Linked DNA regions of Homo sapiens: regions 1 and 3 are each linked to region 2. A link is a loop called in an ENCODE intact Hi-C map of the cell type or tissue named here. Cell type or tissue: heart right ventricle. All regions are shown on one strand.

The links. Hi-C counts contacts between places; a loop is a spot of excess contacts. Peaks named below come from ENCODE experiments on the same cell type or tissue, not always from the same donor. Only the 100,000 strongest peaks of a DNase experiment are listed, where the experiment ranks them.
Region 1: it touches region 2 in a loop (3-fold over the local background); 18 of 110 quality-filtered maps call a loop at or near these places.
Region 3: it touches region 2 in a loop (2.4-fold over the local background); 4 of 110 quality-filtered maps call a loop at or near these places.

What each region holds. Positions count from the first base shown.
Region 1 is chr10:73,728,939-73,732,938 of GRCh38, forward strand. It overlaps the pseudogene BMS1P4-AGAP5, the pseudogene BMS1P4, the pseudogene GLUD1P3 and the pseudogene DUSP8P5. Among named protein-coding and RNA genes, the nearest start is that of SEC24C, 13 kb to the right of the region's middle. RefSeq lists enhancers at 1,365-1,614, 2,995-3,715. In heart right ventricle, no CTCF peak of the experiment used is centred here; a DNase peak (open chromatin) is centred at 1,603; H3K4me3 peaks cover 2,903 bases; H3K27ac peaks cover 2,496 bases.
Region 2 is chr10:73,652,127-73,656,126 of GRCh38, forward strand. It overlaps SYNPO2L (synaptopodin 2 like), which reads right to left and starts at 3,903. Exons shown (of 4, transcript NM_001114133.3): 1 at 3,692-3,903; 2 at 2,003-2,154; 3 at 1,013-1,527. The coding sequence starts at 3,796. It overlaps SYNPO2L-AS1 (SYNPO2L antisense RNA 1), which reads left to right and starts at 1,913. Exons shown (of 3, transcript NR_187519.1): 1 at 1,913-2,180. RefSeq lists a silencer at 3,845-4,000. In heart right ventricle, a CTCF peak has its summit at 1,854; a DNase peak (open chromatin) is centred at 3,935; H3K4me3 peaks cover 2,936 bases; H3K27ac peaks cover 4,000 bases.
Region 3 is chr10:73,713,288-73,717,287 of GRCh38, forward strand. It overlaps the pseudogene BMS1P4-AGAP5 and the pseudogene BMS1P4. Among named protein-coding and RNA genes, the nearest start is that of AGAP5, 17 kb to the left of the region's middle. In heart right ventricle, no CTCF peak of the experiment used is centred here; no DNase peak of the experiment used is centred here; H3K27ac peaks cover 3,267 bases.

The DNA of each region.
Region 1 (4,000 bases), 77 kb after region 2:
GAAACTGAAAAAATGAATTTTTAATTAATTTTATTCCAACTCTAAATAGTCACATGTGGCTACCATACTGGACAGCTCAGACCTAGATATCAACTGGACTAATGAAGTGGTTTCCTAACTTAAACTAAAACTTAAATTTTAATAAAAAATTTAAAATGCTTTTATGAACTTCCAACATGATCACAGTATTACTTTTAGTACCTGTTGACTCTGCAAAACTCCTAAATTACAACTCTTCTACATACATTTGAAAAATAGCAATATCTAGAGGCCGGGCACGGTGGCTCACGCCTGTAATCCCAGCACTTTGGGAGGCCGAGGCGGGTGGATCACGAGGTCAGGAGATCGAGACCATCCTGGCTAACACGGTGAAACCCCGTCTCTACTAAAAATATAAAAAAAAAATTAGCTGGGCGTAGTGGCGGGCGCCTGTAGTCCCAGCTACTCGGGAGGCTGAGGCAGGAGACTGGCGTGAACCCCGGAGGCGGAGCTTGCAGCGAGCCAAGATTGCGCCACTGCATTCCAGCCTGGGCGACAGAGCGAGACTCCGTCTCAAAAAAAAAAAAAAAAAAAAAAAAAAAAAAAAAAAAAAAAAGAAAGAAAAATAGCAATATCTGTATGTGTGAGACATGACTAGTTCTAGATGATGCCTGGAGACCCCATGGACTTACAGAGACCCTTCCAGTGATTTCTGAGGTACCTGGGAATCTGTGGCCAATAAATTGGTAATCACTGAATTAGTGAGTTTTTTAAGGATATCCAGCTGCATAAAATCTGACAGCTTGATTGGAAAAAAGCGGGGCAGGGTGCCATTTCATTCAATTAAGGTCCTGTATTCATTCCGTTTAGTAAATGTTTGTGTCTGTCTATGATGTGCTAGCCACTGTGCCAGTAAATGGATATAGCTATGATCTGACTTGCAGAGGAAATCCAAACTAGTATCTTCCGTGCCATGCAATAAGGGCTACATTGCAAGGCTGCACAGGGTGCTACTGGGGCACAGAAGTGAGTCAGAGGCTTCCCACAGACACACACACGAGCGGAAACAGAAAGTCTTTATATATCACCATATGTCAAGGAACACTGGCCGGGAGTTAGGAGAGCTGGGCACTAGGAACGCTTTGAAACCGAACAGCTGTGTGATTTCCGAGGTTATGTTGCTTCTCTACTATATTTTAGTTCCGAACTTGTACTAATGTTTCTCTCCCTTTTCTTCTTGGTGGGAAAAGCACAATTTGGGGTCAACAGATTCGGCTCAGGTCTAAGTCGCCGGCCGGGACCACGTCGCCAGGAAACGACGTCTCCCCGACACCTTCCCTCCCCGTCCGGGCTCTCTGCAGCAATTCATCCCGTCACTCTCCCAACGACCCCGGGCACACCTCCGGCAGATGCGAAATATGCTGCTCCTCAGGAGGAAAGATGACCCGGAGGACCGCGGGAGGACCTTCCCACTCGCGATCTTCCCAGTGCCCCAAAGCCAGGGACCCCACTGCCGCCTACCCCAGCCCGCGGCACCGAACTTGCTCACAACTGTGACTCCTCAGGTCGGATTGGACACCACCGGAAACGGAAATTCACCGTCGCGCCGACTCTCCGGAGGGAAACAAAAAGGCAGAAAAAAGAGACCGGCGCCTGGACGACTTTCAGGGGAGAGCTGGAAGAAAGACTGTCAACAGCTGAGTGCGGGCGCCGGCGCCGTCTACGCAGTGCGTTCCACCGGGTCCGTATCCCTCCCGATTCCGCCCCACCCCGCCCTCGGAACTCGCTGCCTCAACTCCTGCGGTGGGACTCCGGAGCAGCGTACACCGCCCTTGCCTTAGTCCTCCCCAAGGCCAGGGCAGCTGTGCGGCCTGGCGCGGGTTACTTGGTGTGGTGCAAAAAGCCAGAAGGAGACACATTTGGTCCTGGCCACCCCGGAGTCACCCAAACCAAAAGGTAAAAGGAACATAAAAAAGCCTTCTGGAAAGTGTAAAAAAATTCATTGCACAGTGATTTTTGTCTTGTGAAATCATAGTTACTGTTATTAGCAGTTTTTTAAACGTTTTATATTCATTTTTTATGGTGTTCTGACATATGAGCTGCTTCAAGTGTTTTTGGACATAGCTTGGGTGTAAAATGTAAAAAGTGGATATTTTCAATTTGTAGCTTTCTTTTTTGAAACTTACTGAAGTTTGTTCTAAATATATCCCCTTCTTTCTCACCTACCCCAACACATTTTTAAAAAAAACACCACCAAATATCCATTACAGCATTGATGTGAGTGTAGATGAAGTAAAAACTTTGGCTTCCCTGATGACATACAAGTGTGCAGTGGTTGGTAAGTGATCGCCTTTCTTGCTACCTAATGAGAACTCTGGGGAAATATGTTTACTCACATGGTTACTGTTAAGATGCTATAGAAATATACCTTATCAGAACTGATTTTTTTTAAGTTGTCCTCTTTAAGACCTGCATCATTTTTCAATTAGTCTAAATTAATATATAGCCTTTTTTTATGTGAGGGATTTTTTTTATAGGAGCTTATTGAATTTTAAGTCTAGATCTTTGTTTTCAATTCCTCAACATATTCTATAAATAAGACCAAATTATAGTAGAAGGATAGTAAATAAGCTATTATCTTTTAGAAGTTGTAAAGAGCACTGATTAACTCTATATTAGAGACCCCGCCCCTGCCTTGGCTGCGCGGGCCCCCGCCAAAGGGCCCATGGTCGGCGCAGCCGAGCTGGCGAGGGCAGCGCGGGTCCCCCGGAACGCCCCCCGAGGCGAGCGCTAACGAGGTCCGGCACCATGTGCTAGGTCACTCCCAGTGCAAGGCCACACTTGGGCCATCCGAGCAACCCCTCCTCACGTCAGGGGTCACCCTCCCCACCACCCATTGCCCCACCATGGCCGGAGACCGGCTCCCGAGGAAGATGATGGACGCCAAGAAGCTGGCCAGCCTGCTGCGGGGCGGGCCTAGGGTGCCTGGTCATCTACAGCCGCTCCTTCCTGGAGTACAACAGCTGGCATGTGCTCAGCTCCGTCAACATCTGCTGCTCCAAGCTGGTGAAGTGCCGGCTGCAGAAGGGCAAGGTGACCATTGCAGAGTTCATCTGGCTGGCCACACGCAGCCAAATGGAGGCCACTGAGCCACAGGATATGGTGGTCTATGACCAGAGCACACGGGACGCCAGTGTGCTGGCCGCAGACCGCTTCCTCTCCATCCTGCTGAGCAAGCTGGACAGCTGCTTCGACAGCGTGGCCATCCTCACGGGGGGCTTCGCCACCTTCTCCTCCTGCTTCCCCAGCCTCTGCCAGGGCAAGCCTGCTGCCCTGCTACCCATGAGCCTCTCCCAGCCCTGCCTGCCCGTGCCTAGCGTGAGCCTGACCCTCATCCTGCCTCACCTCTACCTGGGCTCGCAGAAAGACGTTCTGAACAAGGATCTGACGACACAGAATGGAATAAGCTACGTCCTCAATGCCAGCAACTCCTGCCCCAAGCCTGACTTCATCTGCGAGAGCCGCTTCATGCGGGTCCCCATCAACGACAACTACTGTGAAAAGCTGCTGCCCTGGCTGGACAAGTCTATGGAGTTCATCTGTAAAGGCAAGCTGTCCAGCTGCCAAGTCATCGTCCACTGTCTGGTCGGTATCTCCCACTCTGCCACCATCGCCATCGCCTACATCATGAAGACCATGGGCATATCCTCCGACGACACCTACAGGTTCATGAAGGATAGGCGCCAGTCCATCTCGCCCAACTTCAACTTCCTGGGCCAGCTGCTGGAGTAGGAGCGCAGCCTGAAGCTGCTGGCCACCGTGCAGGGGGATGCGGGCACCCCCTCAGGGACGCCGGAGCCTCCGCCCAGCCCTGCGGCTGGGGCCCGGCTGCCATGGCTGCCACCACCTACCTCAGAAAGCGCTGCCACCGGGAGTGCAGCTGCCAGGGAGGGCGGCCTGAGCGCGGGCGGGGAGCCCCCACTGCCCCCCACGCCCCCAGACACCTGCGCGCTGCAGCAGG
Region 2 (4,000 bases):
CTTTTATTTATTAATTTTTATTATTTATTTATTTATTTATTTTTAAGACAGGGTCTTGGTCTGTTGCTCACGCTGGAGTGCAGTGGCGCAAACATGGCTCACTGCAGCCCAAACCTCTCAGGCTCAAGCAATCCTCTTGCCTCAGCCTCCCAAGTAGCTGGGACCATAGACATGTGCCACAGTGTTTGGCTAATTTTAAAATTTTTACTGGAGACGAAGTCTCACGATGTTGTCCAGGCTGGTCTCAAACTCCTGGCTTCTGCCGGGCATGGTGGCTCACGCCTGTAATCCCAGCACTTTGGGAGGCCGAGGTAGGCATATCACCTGAGGTCAGGAGTTCGAGACCAGCCTGACCAGTATGGTGAAACCCCATCTCTACTAAAAATACAAAAAATTAGCCAGGTGTGGTGGCGGGTGCCTATAATCCCAGCTACTCGGGAGGCAGAGGCTGGAGAATCGCTTGAACCCGGGAGGCGGAGGTTGCAATGAGCCAAGATCACGCCATTGCATTCCAGCCTAGGCACAAGAGCCAAACTCCATCTCAAAAAAACAAAAAACAAAACAAAACAAAAATCCTGCGTTCATGCTATCCTCCCACCTCAGCCTCCCAAAGTGCTTGGATTACAGGTATGAGCCACCTTGCCCCGCCTTCAACCTGCTTTTAAATACTCCCCTGTCCTGTGTCTGTACTCTGCTTTCACCCAATCATGACACACAATAACAATTATCACCACCACCAAACCCTTCATCTATTTGTGTCCCTTTCCAATTTCCCTACTTACCCTGTTCCTGGGTTGAACTGAATCACCTTACCCTTTTGCCACATTGGTTCAAACAGCAAAAATAATGGTGGCCATGAGAATAATTATGCTCCCCTTCTACTCATTACCCCTCCTGTCCCCAAGACTGTATCCAAGGGTCCCAAGGTAGGGAGAATGTACGGCTATAGAAGGCTGGATTTAAGGCTCAGATTGAAGGATCCTGGCTGGGGAAAAGGGGTTCAGGCACTCACTGGCTTGCTTGGCCTTCTGGGTGTAGGTGGTAGTAAGATCTTCTGCCACTGGGTGGGGAACAGGCCCCACCATAGGGATGAGATGAGGACCAGGTCGGAGGGGGCCATGGGGTAACAGCAGAGCCTCAGCTGGGGGTGGCTGAAGGGCTGCCCCATCCTCCCAAGACGGGGAGCTCACACGGCTGTCACCCTGGCTGGGAGGGCCAGGGATAGTAGGTGCTGGCTCTGCAGGGCTGTCAGACAGGTAGACCTCATCAGGTGGGGCACCCGGAGGGGTGGGCCTTGTGGGGCCTCGGCGGCGAGGTCGACGGGGCTTCTCCTGGGTGGCAGGGCCATCAGCATCACTGTCAGTCTCTCCGTAGTAAGCCTCACTATCAGGAGGTGAACGAAGGCTCCCAGGCTGAAGAGGCTGAGGAACTGGAGCACCAGGGGGCTCAGGACTTAGTGGAGATAAGGGTGACAGCACCTGAAGCTCATGGGGAGATGGAGATTGCACAGGACCCTCGTCTGCTAACCTGGATAGGAAAGATGACAGAGCTTGAGAGATGGGCTGGGTACTGACAGCTAGAGAGATCTGGAAGGGATGGAGGGAAGAGGTAAGGGGGAGGGAAGAGGTAAGGGAGAGAGAAGGCTGTCATACAGTTGGAATGGGTGGGCCGGGAAGAGTGGAGATATGAAGACAAACTGGGAGGCAAATGTGCTTGAAGGGCTGTGAGTGGAAATAGGCTTAGAGGAAGATGTAATGAGGAGGAAACAGGCCAGGGGTTGAAGTAGGCTCATCAGTCAAATACCCACTGACATCCCCATCCCTTAATTGCAGATACATTCAAGCCCTCTGGGAGGCAGACACAAACCATCTGCACTCCAGCAGAAACGCACGAGCAGAAATAGGTACCTGTTAGTTGCTAAAGCCAGGCCAGTGAGACATAGAGCTGAGACAGGCAATGGGAGCCCTGGATTAGGGGAAGAGAAGAGGAGAGAGGTCCATACCGCTGCACAGTGAGGACAAGCTGATTTCCTGAGGCATCGATGAGGCTCATGGCACTGGCATGGGAGAGGTTGGTGCAAGAGACCCCATTGATTGCCAAGAGCTGGTCCCTCTCTCGGAGTCCTGCTCTGCCAGCCTGGCTCCGTCTTCGAATCTGAGATGTTGAAGGAGACACTGTAGGTAAGAGGGGGCTCCAAAGGGAATAGAATGAAAGGAAAAGATGGGAAGGACCCACAGGAGGGGATTTTACTTTGCAGGGTAAGAAGGGTGGGGAGATGCATGGAAGTGGCTGCAGTTGAAGTGGCCTGTCTAGAGGGAAGAAAGTATACAGACTGGAGAAAGAAATACATCATATGGTGGGAAATAGGGTAACCATTGAATGAAAGAGGCTTGGGAAGAACTGCATGGGGTAGGTAACTAGAAATGGTGGTTATTGGCTGGGTGCAGTGGCTCACGCCTGTAAGCCCAGTGCTTTGGGAGGCCTAGGTGGGTGGATCACTTGAGATCAGGAGTTTGAGACCAGCCTGGCCAATGGGTGAAACGCTGTCTCTACTAAAAGTACAAAAATCAGCTGGCCGTGGTGGTGTGCGCCTGTAATCCCAGATACTTGGGAGGCTGAGGCAGGAGAATTGCTTGAACCCAGGAAGCAGAGGTTGCAGTGAGCCATCATGTCACTGCACTCCAGCCTGGGCAACAGAGTAAGACTCTGTCGCAAAAAAAAAGAAAAGAAAAAAAACGGAAAGAAATGGTGATTATCTCCACAAGCTTTTTCTCCAAGGGCAATATCTATATTGGCTGGTAATTCTCTACTAGGCCTTGTAACCCCAGGCGCCATTACACAGTCAAGATTTTAGAACAGTACTCCAGGTTGGAGGGAGTCCAGCGGTATTCTGGGAGATTGTGATTATTTGGGTATATGTGTGCCATGTATACACACAAATGTATATATGCCAAAGTAATAATAGTAGTAGTGGCTACCATTTATTGAGTTCTTACTAAGTGTTGGGCACTGTGCTACATGTATTATTGCATTTAATCCTTAGAATGGTTCCATGAAGTAGGTACAGGTACTATTATTACCCACATTTTACAGTTCGGAAAACTAAGCCTGTAGGGTGAAACCAAAAGGATAATGACTTCATCTGTGAGGCCAGATCTTGCCATAACCCTCCTAGCACCTAAAAAAGTCTTGCCTAGTGAGAGAAAGGATCTGACCTAGGGAAAGAGCACTGAAGGCATGGGCAGGGCAGGGTGAGGCAGGGTAGGGCTGGGCTGGGCTAGGCTGTTCGAGGCAGTTTCAGTTCATCACATATCAGTTTAGTCAGAGAGAAATTAGAACCTTCCCCGTATTTCTGGAGTTTGGAGTAGAGGCACATACCCAAGAGAACAAACACTGGATGACCAGAGCTGGGCCTCTGATACCACAGTGCTGCAGGGAACTGAAGCAGAGCCTTTCCTTTTCCTCTGCTCCCTGGAAACCGCGAATTCTCTTTTCTAATAGACCCCCACAGGAAGCCTGTGGTCAGACGCTACTCCCACTATGAGACTTGAGCATACTTCCCTGCCCACCACCCACCCCATCTTCACAGCCTCCCACCCCCCCAACCCCCGCCATATGCCACCACACATCTCTTCCCAGGATCCCTTGGGTTCCCTTTCCCTGAAGCCTCATTTCAGGGGCTCTCCCTTACCTTAGACACCTGTAACGGTTTCCTCTGCTCGGCCCCCCCATGAAGTCGGAAGCCCCAGGGGGCTCCCCCTGATAGTGTGACCAGCACCTCCTCCTCAGCACCCATCGCTCAGCTTGGCCTATGGCCCCCGGAGTTTGAACAGTGTCCCCAGGAGAGAAGTTGAGGTGCTCGAACCCCGTCTGGGCTTCCTGTCCGGCTGTCCTGCTCCTGCTGCCCCAGGCCTCCCCCCCACACCACACACCACAGGCAGGCAACTTGGCCCTGGGATCATTACAGTCCAGCACACATGTCCCGTCAATCGCAGATGTG
Region 3 (4,000 bases), 61 kb after region 2:
CAGACAGCAGCACACAGAACGGGGAATCCAAAGCCATCTCTGACACTAAAAGCAATGAAAACAAAAATAACCAAACATATTATCAAGAAATGAACAAGAGATTGATATCAAGTAAAGCAAGAAGAGAAGAAAGCATTTAATCTGCCAGGCTTTCATTCTGACAAAATAATTTACAACATGTATGTCTCTATCTGACATGAGTGAATAGAAAAAGAACCCAAATACCCAGTTGAATTGCAAGATGAAAATGAAAAAGAACTCTTGCTTATTTGCCAGGGTACAATCTAATCTGGGCTACTAAAACACTTTCATGCACTGATTCTATGTAACACATGCTTTATTGCCATTTGGAAATGGGATTTCTTGCTTTGATTTAAATATACTTCCTTGGATTTCTGCTTTAAGTATACTTTCTTAAACATATTCACAGTTACATTCTCAGTACAAATTTTCAGGTGTAAGTAACTACTTCTGCTTTTGATAGACAGTATAATTGGTGAAATAAGCTATACTTCCATGTAAATGTGAGAGTACAAGGTAAGATTCCAGCGTCAAGTAAAACATAACAGTCAAGAAAATAAAAAGGTGAGAGTAACTGGGCAGTGGGGAAATCTTGTGTGTGGAAAGAATGAATCTGTAAAACTGTTCTTTCCTAAGAGAGTTCAGCAGGATTTGGATGATAGAGAGCTTTGTGTACAAGGGTTCCAGTTCCACATAGTTTAGGTCTAATTTCAAAGGCAAATTCTAGTGCAACCTGTGACTCACGCTGTCCTAAAGTGCTGTATGTAAAGGGTCTGGAGATAACCCACAAGCAGCACTGTGAACCCCTGACAGCAAGCCTTTCCAGATAAATACCAGGTCAGTGTCTACAGCTGATGACAGAGCAGAATATCTGAAAAATAATACTTCTTCGGCCAATGGACTGCCAGTCACTATTATTTAGTGTAAAATACTGTATTACATATGTGTAATTTTTTAAATTGCAGTGTTTCACATCGAAGCAATTAAATATAAAAACCAAATGTTTATTCAGCTTAAAGGCAACTTAGAAATACTGATCCCAGATAGAAAGATGCTTTAGTCCCAAGTCCGCTGTTCTAAAATGCCACAACTAAACCAACAAAGGGATCTTGAAGCATAATAAGTGTTCATACCTTTTCAACTATACCTCTGCTTGTCTTGAATATAAAAACCTAAGCTGCAGTTATGCCACAGCACAGAATGTGTTATATTTTACATCACTGAGCCTTAGTTTTACAAATGGTAAAAAATAGGGAAGGTAAACTGAGGTTTTCTTAAGGAGCTGTTACATCCAACAGACTCATGAAAATCTTTGCCAAATGTCCCCGGTACATAGCTCCTCCCCACTGATGGGCTCAACGGGGAGAAGCTATGCACATGTCTCAATTTGCATATGCTCAATGGCAATACAGGATTCCCAGGATAAAGTAAGGGATATAAATGACACAGCACACTGAAAAGACTGTAATGTTACTTCAGAACGTTGCAAAATAAAGATCACAGATGAAAGTTTTAGTTCACTGAAGCATGTAGTCATGTATATTTTTCATTTGTGTGTTTTAAAGTCTTATACTGCTTACATTCTTCTTTTTTGTTTGTTTTAAAATAATTATATTTGGCTACAAAGATCAATAACAAGGATGATGTCAGTCCAGGTTGGACAGGCAGTTCTGGGGCAGATGTTCTTGCAGTGTTCTTTTTTTTTTTTTTTTTTTTTTTTTAGTATTTATTGATCATTCTTGGGTGTTTCTCGGAGAGGGGGATTTGGCAGGGTCATAGGACAATAGTGGAGGGAAGGTCAGCAGATAAACATGTGAACAAGGGTCTCTGGTTTTCCTAGGCAGAGGACCCTGCGGCCTTCCGCAGTTTTTGTGTCCCTGGGTATTTGAGATTAGGGAGTGGTGATGACTCTCAAGGAGCATGCTGCCTTCAAGCATCTGTTTAACAAAGCACATCTTGCACCGCCCTTAATCCACTTAACCCTGAGTGGACACAGCACGTTTCAGAGAGCAAGGGGTTGGGGGTAAGGCCATAGATTAACAGCATCCCAAGGCAGAAGAATTTTTCTTAGTACAGAACAAAATGGAGTCTCCCATGTCTACTTCTTTCTACACAGACACAGCAACAATCTGATTTCTTTTTCCTTTCCCCACACTTCCCCTCCTTCCACTCGACAAAACCGCCATCGTCATCATGGCCCGTTCTCAATGAGCTGCTGGGTACACCTCCCAGACGGGGTGGCGGCCGGGCAGAGGGGCCCCCCCCACATCCCAGACGGGGCAGCCGGGCAGAGGCGCCCCCCACCTCCCTCCTGGAAGGGGCGGCTGGCCAGGTGGGGGCTGCCCCCCGCCTCCCTCCCGGACGGGGCATTATACTGCTTACATTCTTATGTGGGAAAATATATCTTGTTTGGGCTTTCTGGATGAAATATGAACAGGCAAAACTAAAAATAATTTTACAACCCAAATCACCAGATGTTAATGGCTGGTAATTCAACCAGAAATCTGAAAGACAACATCTATTTCACTGTGATATCAGTGACAAGGAAGATTTTATTTGTGGTATTTAAGTGTAGTCCTCTGGAACAAATGACTTGGTTCACAGGCAGCACGCCCACTGCTGAACTGCCATGGCCTGACAGCCTGTCTTATTTGCCAAACTGTTCATTAGGTTTGGCAATCTTCACCTGTGCCTCCAGCTTATATTTCAGCAAATAATACATATCAGTCTGCTTTTGTCATCTTCTGCAGTGAGCTTCCAACACTCCTTTAGCATATGGTGCCCCTGCATCTGCAATCCTTCAAACATACCTTGTATACATGTCATTATTTTTCAACTGTCAATTCAGCTTCCAGCTTGGAGGCTAGCCTAGCTTAAATAAAGCAAAAATACAAGACAGAGAATACGCAAAGTAAGTCCTGCATTGTAAATATTAAGTGGGCTGACCAATCATTTAATTAACATTAAAAAAGAATACATTCACCATACAAATTTAATATTTAAATATTGATTTCAGAGCATATTTTGGAGTGAGGCACAGGTGACAATAGAGCAGAGGATTCCTCTCCCAATTGTCTCTGACCTATCCAACCTTTGTTACAGGTCAGAGAGTTCTCCAACTTATAAATAAACAACAGAGATAATGTGGCAACAAGGACACAGAGACGTACTGAGAGTACTGCTCAGCTCTCTGCCTAGGCCTGATTCTGCTGATCCCTGACAATGAGTGCTGTGAAATTTACAGCAGATCAATACACATACACACAAACACACAAAAGAGATACTTCATGGGCAAAAAGCACCAAAGATATACAATAAAATGTCTGAAAGACCATAAAACAACTTCTGATGAAATGCTGTTTTCATTTTGCAGAAGTAAAATATTCACCACCAACCCTGTAATTAGCTTAAAAATTACACTAAGTACAGTAATTTTGGATCCCATCTCCAATTCATACCTTATCGGCATGTAATAATCACACTGCATCTACAACAAAGCTGGAATAGACTTTATATGCTGAATACAACTTGTACAGTAAGAAGGTAATTTTTTGAAATACTGAGAATACAACATTTGTATGCCACACTCTACTGCACAAGTTAAAAGAAAATACAATCATTTCTATTCTCAAGTGTATTGAAATAAAATACAGAAAAGAGTATTCTAATACCAGTTAACATTAAGAGAATATATCTCTAAACCAAAGATCTTGGATCTTCCAGAAAGACAAAATCAACCTGTATATACTTGGGTAAGAAAAAAAAAATTAAGAGATCAAGAAAGGAGAGAGGATGTTAGCATAGAATCATCTCCAAAAATGGCTTTCCGATGCATTCGACCAGTTTTCAAGTCCATTTGTTTTTCCTCCTTTAGCATCAACAGCCTATATTACCAAGGAAATGCAAAATAATCCAATTTGTACATTAACCAGCTAATCTAGAAATGGCAATACAGTCAATGAAAATACAAAGAAATATA